3 separate regions of the Homo sapiens genome follow, and all the other regions are linked to region 1. Evidence: chromatin contacts called from ENCODE Hi-C or POLR2A ChIA-PET data. All regions are on one chromosome and are shown on one strand. The core of a region is the stretch at or near the end of the contact, and the rest is flanking DNA. Distances in the headings are between cores, read along the strand shown.

The links. A loop is a pair of places that touch in the nucleus more often than their neighbours do. ChIA-PET counts read pairs that join two places held with the same protein, here RNA polymerase II (POLR2A). Pooled maps may share reads with other maps.
Region 2: a map with no recorded cell type shows a loop between it and region 1 (5-fold over the local background). The contact joins the promoter of SRP9 here to the promoter of WDR26 in region 1. A Hi-C loop is called at or near these places in 3 of 37 single-sample maps with no recorded cell type and 6 of 50 pooled maps. POLR2A ChIA-PET finds 5 or more read pairs at or near these places in 1 of 52 experiments (PC-3).
Region 3: a pooled map shows a loop between it and region 1 (11-fold over the local background). The contact joins the promoter of PARP1 here to the promoter of WDR26 in region 1. A Hi-C loop is called at or near these places in 2 of 37 single-sample maps with no recorded cell type and 8 of 50 pooled maps.

The regions. Positions count from the first base shown.
Region 1 is chr1:224,433,447-224,437,070 of GRCh38, forward strand. It overlaps WDR26 (WD repeat domain 26), which reads right to left and starts at 1,351. Exons shown (of 14, transcript NM_001379403.1): 1 at 238-1,351. The coding sequence starts at 959. It also overlaps a transcript of CNIH3 not described here. RefSeq lists a silencer at 1,330-1,729 and an enhancer at 2,070-2,259.
Region 2 is chr1:225,776,192-225,779,383 of GRCh38, forward strand. SRP9 (signal recognition particle 9) reads left to right here and starts at 1,635. Exons shown (of 3, transcript NM_003133.6): 1 at 1,635-1,821. The coding sequence starts at 1,750. RefSeq lists enhancers at 628-1,388, 1,135-1,354, 1,605-1,974.
Region 3 is chr1:226,406,371-226,409,846 of GRCh38, forward strand. It overlaps PARP1 (poly(ADP-ribose) polymerase 1), which reads right to left and starts at 1,723. Exons shown (of 23, transcript NM_001618.4): 1 at 1,440-1,723. The coding sequence starts at 1,559. RefSeq lists enhancers at 288-347, 1,938-2,067, 2,246-2,390, silencers at 1,298-1,397, 1,648-1,907 and a cis regulatory region at 2,318.

The DNA.
Region 1 (3,624 bases), core at 101-2,600:
TCTCGTCTCACAATTTGTCAGACTGATTGATTTTCCCCTATTTCCTTTCAGGTCCGCTCCTCCTCCCCGGTCGCCCTGAGCCGCGTCCTCCTGTGTACTGGGTCCTGCGTGCCCAGCACTCATTCTCTTTGACCGAGCTCTTTCAAGCCCCCCTCCCCCCTCCGCCCCTTCCCCTACCCCCCTGGAGCCTCCGTCCCTCGGTCTGTCCATCACCAGCTGGCGGTAAGGGATACTTACTTGAGCCCTAAGCCATTCAAGTGCTGTCCTATTAGCCTAATGACATCCTCATCTGACTGGGAGAGCCGCTTCTTCTTCTTGAGGCTGCTGCCCAGTTCTGGGGTGGCCAAGGAAGAGGAGGCGGCGGTGGTGGCGGAGGCAGCTGCGACGGTGGCTGAGGATGCGGCGGCCGCCCCGCCGGGAACCCCGTTATTGACATTCAGGCTGTTGCTATTGTTGCTGGCGGCGGAGGGGGCGGAAGGCAGGAGCCCATTGGCGTGGGCCAGGTCCCCCGCGGACGACGACGACGAGGGGGACGACTCCCCGTTCTGGGCCGACAAGCAGGCGAGTTCCGGGGTCTGTCCCTGGCCCCCGCCGCCCCCTCCTCCTCCACCGCCGCCGCCGCCACCTCCTCCTCCTCCTCCTGCCCCATTGGCCTGCATGATGCTGCCGCTGACCAGGCTGTGGCCGCTACTTCGGTGGGGGACAGCAGCGGCGGCGGGAGGGGCAGCAGCCGGGGGAAGTCCCACCACTACCACCACGGAGGAGGAGGAGGAGGAGGAGGACGAGGACGACGAGGACGGAGGGGAGAGGCCTGCTCTGCCTGCCGAAGCCCCGGGCTCTCCTACTCCCTCCGCCGCCGAGGCTCGGGGTTTCTTCCGCGGGGGCGGGGAGGCTCCGCCGGTGTCCGAGTCGGAGGAGGAGGAAGCGGAGGCCAGAGTTTCCTCGCCGAGAGAGGCCGTGGTGGGAAGCCGGTGGGGCGAGGCGGGGGAGGGGAGGCGGGGGCCGGGGAGAGGGTCGGGGTGAGGGGGGCCGGGGAGGCGGGGAGGGGGTCAGGGTAGGAGGGTGAGGGTGAGGGTGAGAGGAGGGGGAGGAGGAGGAGGGGGAGAAGGAGGATCCGGGCCCTTTCCCCCCCCCCTCCCGGAGGCAGCTCGGGGTGCGCGGCCCGGGGGTCGCGCCGGGGGGCGCCGCGGGGCGGCTGCGGGGGCGCGGGGCCCGCCGCTGGGCTGAGCCCCGGCAGTGGCTGCGGCGGCGGCGGCGGCGGGCGGCAGCGGAGGCAGCTGCCGCCTCTGTCCTCGGATCCGCTCCGCTCTGCTCCCTGGTGTGTTGATTCTTCCCCCAGCTGCTGCCTAATGGAGTCCAGGCGCTCGCGTCACAGGAAATGCCTATACTGCCCTCCTCACTCACTTCCGGTGGCAGGTATGGAACCTATAGGGGGCCTGTCACCCAGCACGTGCATCGGGGGCTGTCCCGGGGGTCAGGGGAGGGAGGCCAGCGGGCCGGCGGGGTCCGCCCCGACCCCATCCACGACCCCGACTCCTATCCGATCCTATCCCCGGCCCCGCTCGGGCCTTTCCCCTTGCGCCCTGGCTCGGCTGGCTCGACGAGCAGTAAGTTCGTAGCCGCCCTCCGAAGCCGGGCGTGCATGGGATGGCAGAGTTGGCGTGCGTGCGTGAGTCCACCAGTGTGGCATGGGCATGTAAGGTGCGCGGAGGGACTGCACCTTCTCCATCAGGTGCAGAAGGTGAGGATGGGGCAGGGGGCTAGGAGCTTCGACAGGCAGGAACTTCCAGGCACAGGGCTGTGGTAGGCCCCTCTCAATGGTAACCAGGACCGAAATCGGGTTTCACAACCTACTTGTTTTAGGGTGGAAAAACTTGAATTTCCACAGCCAAGTGCCACACAGTTGCTGTACCCGGGGCCATCCCGGGAGCTGTGAGATAATGAGCCGGTGAGACTCTGCTCCACCCTGGGAAGGGGAGTTAGTCTAGAGGAGCATATCTTATGGGGACAAGAAGTCACAAAAAGGCTGTGTGGTGTGTAGAGAAGGGGAGGGACTCTGCTGTTGAGGCTTCACTCTTTTTTAGCACTTGCCCAGCACCTCCTTCTCTCTTCCAGCTGCCTCTTGAGTCACTGCCCAGTTTAGGGAGCAGTAACATAAACCAAACAGTTGCCTCCAAAATATGCATTCTGAGAAGGATTCAGGCACCCATTCAGATCCAGGCTTGAAATTTTTACGTGGCATGTGAGCCTTCTGTGTCATCATGACTTACCAATTTATGTGAATGTAGAAATGCAGCAACAAAGACTGGGCTGAATCTTAATCATTGGCAAATGGTGTGCATTATCCCCAAACAATTATTTTCATGTATGTGGTTGATAGCATCTATACTCAATATGTATAAAGATTTTCTCAGAAATTTAAAGTCTTTCTCTGAAGTAGTTTTCCTGTGGGGAGGGGAAAAAAAACACCTTAGTTTCTAATTAATACATCATACATCGCTGATATTTATTATAGTAATAACTGAAAGTAATTTTGAGGCCTTTGGAGACAGTTGTTTTTAAATTTGGAAATACAATAAAAAATGATGCTGATGAGAAATTAGTAAAGAATCCTGAGGTTTATGGATCCTCAGACAGGAAGAAGTAAGAGGAAGGTCAATGCAGGATCTTACAGGGATTTGGTTTTGTAGTTCTTACTGCTTAAATTTGCTTCCAGGTGGCAGCTGTAATTGCAAGGTGACTCACATACAGTGTTTATATTCACCTGAGGCCGACCTGAGTTCTAGTTGAGGTTCATAGAGCTCTGTCACTGTATCCAGCAGAGCCTGAATTACTAGATAGTTAACACCCTCAGAGAGCCCTGTTTGTATATTAACTTTAGACAACCTTATTATTAAAAGTGTTGTTTAGGCAAAATTTAATTTTTGCAAAATGGTTTATAATAATTTATTAGGCCCATAGCAACATTGAAGACTTGCTTCTGAATAAAGACTGTAGGTTTTATAAAGGAAATCAGTCACTTCATGGCAGCTACAGACAAAGCTCACACTTCATTAACAAAAGTAAAATGATGAAAAATAAATTGGATTCCATTGCTATCTAAACTCTATATTCCAGTTTTTCTAATTTTTAGGTAACCAACACTGCTCGTGTTAGAATTCTGAATTTATAAAGTCCCTTACAGAACATTTTTCTCTGTACTAAAACACAGCTTGAGAATCTGTTATCTGAACTCTGGGTCTTTAGGTCTTTCTAAAGCCAAGTTTCAGGTCTATGTGCAGATGAACAATTCTGAAATACCACTCTACACACTGAGGAACCTTCAGTAACACCACATTACCTACAGAATAAAATCCAAATTCTGTCTTGCTCACCACAGGTTGCTTTCAGTCTTTCTTTTTGGCTTCATCTCTTATTGCTCCTCTTCAGGGACCTGTCTACTGTCCGCCAAATGTACTGGCTCATTTCTCCTTGAGAGTCTTTGACTACACTCTCCCGTCTTTTCTTCACCTGTCTGATGCCAGTCAGTCTTTCAAGACTCAGCTCATTTCAAACCTCCTCAGGGGAGCCTTTCCTGACTTCCACTCTCCTAGCCGTCATTGTGGGTGTCATTTATTAGGCTCC
Region 2 (3,192 bases), core at 385-2,884, 1.3 Mb after region 1:
CCAGTACCACCTACAACATTCTTGACCCTTTGTTCTTCTTCCTCATGTACCCTATAAATCCCTAATATCTGTCTTTTCCAGTCCAAAATCCAAGCTTCTGGGTGTTGCTGGAGACAGACCCTAATTGGGGCTATTCCCAGATATGATCTCCAGTTTCAGCTTTTTACTCTACTTGACATATTGCTTTTGAGTTTCTTTTTTTGTTGTTGTTGTTGTTGTTGTTTTAGAGACAGAGTCTTGCTCTGTTGCCCAGGCTGGAGTGCAGTGATATGCGATCTTGGCTCACTACATCCTCCATCTCCTGGGTTCAAGAGATTCTCCTACCTCAGCCTCCCGAGTAGAGTAGCTGGGATTACAGGCACCCACGACCAAGCCCAACTAATTTTTTTATTTTTAGTAGAGATGGGGTTTCACGATGTTGACCAGGGTGGTCTTGAACTCCTGACTTCAAGTGATCTGCCCACCTCAGCCTCCCAGAGTGCTGGGATTGCAGGTGTGCACCACCGCTTCCCACCTGTTTTTTTCTAATAGGCTTCCTTATTCATTTCTCACAATGGCTTTTCCAAACCTTCTCCTCAAGGATCCAAACCCATCCTTGCTTCCTCAAAGATCCAAAACCACCCTTCCTATTTACGAAGGTGGTCTCCTGTCTTAGGTGACAAGAAAATGTACCTTCTTGCCCTCGTATCTACATGCTCACCTATACCCTCACCCGACTTTTCCCTCCTCCTCACCCCATCAAAGGCAATAATGCACCTGTTTTTATTCATCTGGGCCTTTGGTCTTCCCCTTCATATTTCCCGAGACCTCGCTTTCTTCTTTCTCTTGTATTTTTTATTTTTCTATCTCTTATGTGTCCTTCTCTAAAAGTTATAAACATGCACAAAATCTTTCCATCTCAAAATATAATACCCTTTACCTGGTGTCCCCTGCAGGCCATCTTCTTTATTTATTTACTTTTGCGCCAGCGTCTTCCTCTGAAGCCCAGGCTGGGTGCGTAGCGCGATCATGGCTCACTGCAGCCTCGGACTCCCGGGCTCAAGCGATCCTCCTGCTTGGAGGATCAGATTTTTTATCCTTGCAGAAGTGATAATATGGCTTCTTCCTCATCTCCTAAACACCAGTCATCTGACATACACTGCAGATCTAAAATGGGCCTACGTGTTCTGCCCTTCCTTGCCTACCTGTTGAGCTTGCACCGCTTCTGTGAGTCTCCCCCCACCCACAAGAGATCCTTCTTCCTTCGCGCTCCACTAACCCGACATAAATGTTTATCATATAAAGTTTTCCGTTGCACTCTTGTGTTTATGTCTCCTGGCTTCTTCACCAAGCTGTGTGACAGCTGGGCCCTGTCGCCTCCTTCCTCGTATATGCAGCGACTATCGCAGAGCCGCTTAATCTTTGTTGAAGGCAGCTGCGGTTCAGCCCTGAGGGCCACGGGACGGACGCCACTCATTCAGCCCTACCGGGGGCGCTGTGGCAGCCGGCATTGGTTGCCGTGCCCTCCGCTTGTCTCGCTCAGCTCTCGAGCCACACGCCCTGGGCTCCGCCCACTCCCTGACAACATCCCTCCTGCCCATTGGGCGAGCATGGACGGGGCTGTCCAATGGAGCGAGGCGTTGGTGCGAGGAGGCGCCGCCATCTTGGGGCTGCTGGGACTCGCGTCGGTTGGCGACTCCCGGACGTAGGTAGTTTGTTGGGCCGGGTTCTGAGGCCTTGCTTCTCTTTACTTTTCCACTCTAGGCCACGATGCCGCAGTACCAGACCTGGGAGGAGTTCAGCCGCGCTGCCGAGAAGCTTTACCTCGCTGACCCTATGAAGGTAAATCGCTGGCGGGGCCGCTGCTTTGGGCCCCAGCCCAGGATGTCTTCCCGCCATCCACTCGGCCCCTGGAGCTTCCCCAGCGCTCCCAGGAGGTGCTGGGAATGAACACAAATGGACCCTGCCAAGTTAATGTTCTGCTCTCTCGTCCCCTTCTTCCCTGATCTAGCGGCCCAGTGAGGCCCTGAAGCTGGCAACAGCCAGGTTCATCTCAGCCCTAAACATTTCTGCAATCGATCTTCCCGCCCCAGTCCCTCAGCTTCCTTTATGGCTTCGGTTGTTTTACGAGTCCCTGAAGCCAGGGCTCCTCCCCCTGCAGCTTCCTGTCCTTTGTCTTGGTTCACTTTTCCTGTACCGCCTAGGCGGTAAGGGTACCTCATGTATATAAAACTGATGATGTTTTTTCTACTACCGCTCAGACATTCTTGAAAGATTCCAATTTGGAAGCATCTGTACCCCCCAGAATATTGGTTCTTAGTATTTTGGGAGTCACAGGCTTTGGGACCATAAGAATAATATTTGCACCTTTCCTCAGAAAAATGGTATAAGTAAATGTATAAGTAAATGTTTGCAAACAATTTTAAGGGATTCATGGACCTCTGAAATACATTCTTAGCCCCCACAAAAATTATAATGGAGGTGGATGTCAGAGGTTAGCTCATTATTAAAAAGCAAAGGAGTCCAAGTGATGGGAGTTTAGCATTCGGGTCTTACTTTTCGTCTCTTGAGGTTTTGGTTATTTTATTGTCATGTCTAAGAATTATTTGAAGCATCTTCGTGTTAATTAAAAGTTCTGCTTCTTTTTAGAACTCAGCATATTGAAGGGATTTTATACTGAAAACCTCAGACCTGGTTATGTATGATGCTTCTTTTGTTTTGTGTTTGTTGTAACTCAGTTATCTCTTTTATGCTGCATTCATTTCCCACTCTCGTGTTACTGACCCCAAGTTAAATTAGGTTCTGTGGGAGACACAAAGGTGAATGAGATTCCGTTCAACCCTTAAGGAGCTGGTATTATTGGAGGGTATTATAGATCCAGTGTATTGTGACTGTATCCCTCGGAGAAGAAAGAAAATTAAAAGCAGATAAAATCTCGGAAAACCGGGGCTCAGGATCTTTTTTTTTTTTTTTCAATAGTTTTATTTTTTTTGAGACGAAATCTCGCACTGTCGCCCGGACTGGAGTGCAATGGCTCAATCTCAGCTCGCTGCAACCTCCACTTCCTGGGTTCAAACGGTTCTCCTGCCTCAGCTTCCCGAGTAGCTAGGTTTACAGGCGCCTGCCACCACACCTGGCTAATTTTTTGTATTTTTAATAGAGGCGGGGTTTCACCATCTTGGCCAGGCTGGTCTGGAACTCCTGACCTCGTGA
Region 3 (3,476 bases), core at 473-2,972, 2.0 Mb after region 1:
AACAGGCTGCCTTGTATATTCAAAGTAAGTTCTAGGTTCCTTAGTGGGCAACAAGGCTCTTCAAATTGTAGGCCCTGTCTACTTCCCTATTCTCATCTTTCTGCTCCACTTCTGTGAATTAACGACTCCTAATCAAGCTTCCACCCTTAGCTGGGTCATCTCGGACTCCTAGGCACACAATGCCTAGAGCACAGCTCCATCAGGTGGCATCCATCCTCTCTTACGGTAACGTTTGTTTACCAGTCATTTCCCGTTTAACCAAACTGGAAATTCCCAAAGGTGGATTCTGTGTCCTTAAAACCTAACAGAGTGCTTAGAACTTAAAAAATGCCTACCAAATAAGCACTGTGTGCCACGTACTGACTTAGGTATGCCCCGAGGACACCAAGATGACAGGCATATTGTGAAATAAGATAACGGAAGTACACCTGGCACTTGGGTATCCACTCGGTAAATGTCGCCCTCCCTTGTACTAAGTACTGAAAATCCACTGAGGGATATCTGGTCATTCCTAAAACACATTACAGCTCATGGAAGGGAGGAAAATCAAGCTACCTTGACCATGAGCACTAAGCTTGGGTAATATGTTGGAAGCGAGGAGGAACAGGGCAGATGAGAACCAGAATTATTAATACAAAGGTAGACATCGGCAAACTGGAAGCTGGAGGCAGGAGCCCCTGGGAAATGACAGGGGCCTTCAAGCCCACCACCTCACAGAAGGCTCAGGAAACCTCAGAAGGGGATTCAATCTATCAAAAAGCCCACATGAGAAACCCCCCTGGAGCCACTCTTACTCAAACCAGACAGCTGCAAATGCACCAAGAGAACGCGTCTGTGAATCTGGAAAATTTGGGGAAAATGTTACTTTAAAGCACAAATTAGGCTCAAAGTGAATGTACTGTACAGAAATGACACCTTTCTGCATAGTTCTGCCTAATTAAAATAAAAAATGAGAGTGAGCGTTTAAATGACGTGTTGAAATGACTGCCAAAAATAGGTTTAACAAAAAAAAAAAAAACCCACATGTCAGTCGCCACCATCCATGTAGAACAAAAACCCTCCAGAACAAGATAGGTCAAAATCAGATTAGCTTAAAGAGACCATGTACAATTCCCCCCCAACCCCTGAGGCGAACGGCAGTAATAAAACACCGCCACCCAGAAAGGAGAAGAGAAGAGGCTCCTCGTTTTCACAAAGCGAAAGGCAACACCAGCTGCAGACTTTATTTCCCGGGCTTTTCCTGCAACATCAGCAAAACCTTCCGGAAGGGTCGGCCGGGCCGCTCGGGAGGAGGGGCGGCCGCGGCCCCATAGGCCCCAAGTGCCGCTCCGAGGGCCCGGGCCCGCTCGCTCCCTGGGCCCGCCCTCCCCCAGCCTTCCCGGACACAGTTAACCCGGGGCGCCGCGTCCCCGCCCCGCCGCCCGCACAGCGGCCCGCACCTGCACCATGATGGCCATCCGGAGCGAGTCCTTGGGGATGCTCTCGCTGCATTTCTTGCAAGAGGCGCGCCCGCTCTTGGCGTACTCGACTCGATAGAGCTTATCCGAAGACTCCGCCATCCTCCCCTAGCTGCCGCCAAAGCTCCGGAAGCCCGACGCCACGACCTAGAAACACGCTGCCGCCTCGCCGCCTCGCGTGCGCTCACCCAGCCGCAGGCGCCTGAGCGGCCAGAGCCGCCACCGAACACGCCGCACCGGCCACCGCCGTTCCCTGATAGATTGCTGATGCCTGGCCGCGGGAACGCCCACGGAACCCGCGTCCACGGGGCGGGGCCGGCGGCGCGCGCGCCCCCTGCCGGCCGGGGGGCGGAGTTTCCCGGGCGCCTGCCGGGTGGAGCTCTGCGGGCCGCTGCCCTGGGGGCCGAGGCGGGGCTTGGGCTGAGCTAGTAGCTCTTTGGAGGACCCGGCGCCACCCCTTTGATTGTTCTGTCCCAGGAAGTCTTACTTGATTTCACAACTAATTTTACCCCCAACCCCTCCCCCTTTTATTTTTGAGACTGAGTCTCACCGCGCTGGAGTGCAGTGCCGCCATCATGGCTCACTGCAGTCTGGAACTCCTGAGCCCAGCGATCCTCCCACCTCAGCCTCCCGAGTAGCTGGGACTACAGGCGCTCACCACAACTGGCTAATTAAAAAAAAATTTTTTTTAGGGACAGGGTCTCGCCAAGTTGGCTAGACTGGTCTCAAACTCCTGCTACAAGTGATCTTCACGCCTCAGCCTCCCGAAGTGCTGGGATCAGGGGCATGAGCTACCACGCCGGCCCCAAACTCTTAAGTGTGTCCTCTCTCCCCTGAGGGCAGCTGGGTCCGGGAAGCGCAGGCCCCCGCCTCGGGAATATAGTTGATTGGCCCGAGGTGGACCCTGCAGTGCTAGGTCCACCCTCCTGGCTTGGACGGGCGTTCTAACCTGCCGTCCACAGACCGTCGGGACAAAATACCAACTGAAACCTAGCATTTCCTTTATTATGAATTTGACTACAAATACCAGGAGTATTAGCAGTACCTGTGACTTTGTGGGCAATAGTCATCACAGACGTTTTCATGTTACTTTACAGTTGTTGGTGATAACTCGAAATATTATTAAGCTCATCACTACTCGAAATTGTGGTAATGACTGCACCTGTTGCTATCAGATATTTTGTGTGTGTGTGTGTGTGTGTGTGTAAAGAAAGAGATGGGGAATCTCTCCATGTTGCCCAGGCTGGTCTTGAACCCCTGGCCTCAAGCAATCCTCCCACCTCGACTTCCCAAATTGCTGGGATTACAGGCATGAGCCACTGCACCTGGCCTAGATCTTGTTGTTTAATATAGAACTATACTTCAAAATATAGTTTATTAAAATTGGTTTCTTTTCTAATCCTATGCATTTTTTTTTTTCATTTCAAAGATTGTAACATGAGTGTGCTTTATTTGAAAATATTCAATTCTGGTATAGAGGATAAGAAAAATAAGCAGATGAATAAAACTCATAAAAAGTGTTAACCATAGAGAAGAAGCTAGTGGCTTAAGAGACAAGGATGTTGAGTAAGCAAGAAGGTTGTGAGACATAGGCCGAATCCTAAAAGTTAGTAACCAGTTAGATACGTTGAAGGTAGGCTGGGCACAGTGGCTCATGCCTATAATCCTAGCACTTTGGGAGGCTGAGGTGGCCGGATCCCTTGAGCCCAGGAGTTCAAGACCAGCCTGGACAACATGGCAAAACCTTGTCTCTACAAAAATTAGCTGGGGGTGGTGGCAGGTGCCTGTAGTCCCATCTACTCGGGAGGCTGAAGTGGGAGGATCACCTGAGCCCTGAAGGTTGAGGCTGTGGTGAGCCATGATAGTGCCACTGGACTCTAGCCTGGGTGACAGTGTGACCCTGTCTCAAAAAAAAAAAAAAAAGATATTTTGAAGGTAAACAGAATAAGTGGAAAATATGATGGAACAAATAAAAGTTTTACTTAGAGAATGACCAAGTCAAAAGGCATGATCATGCCA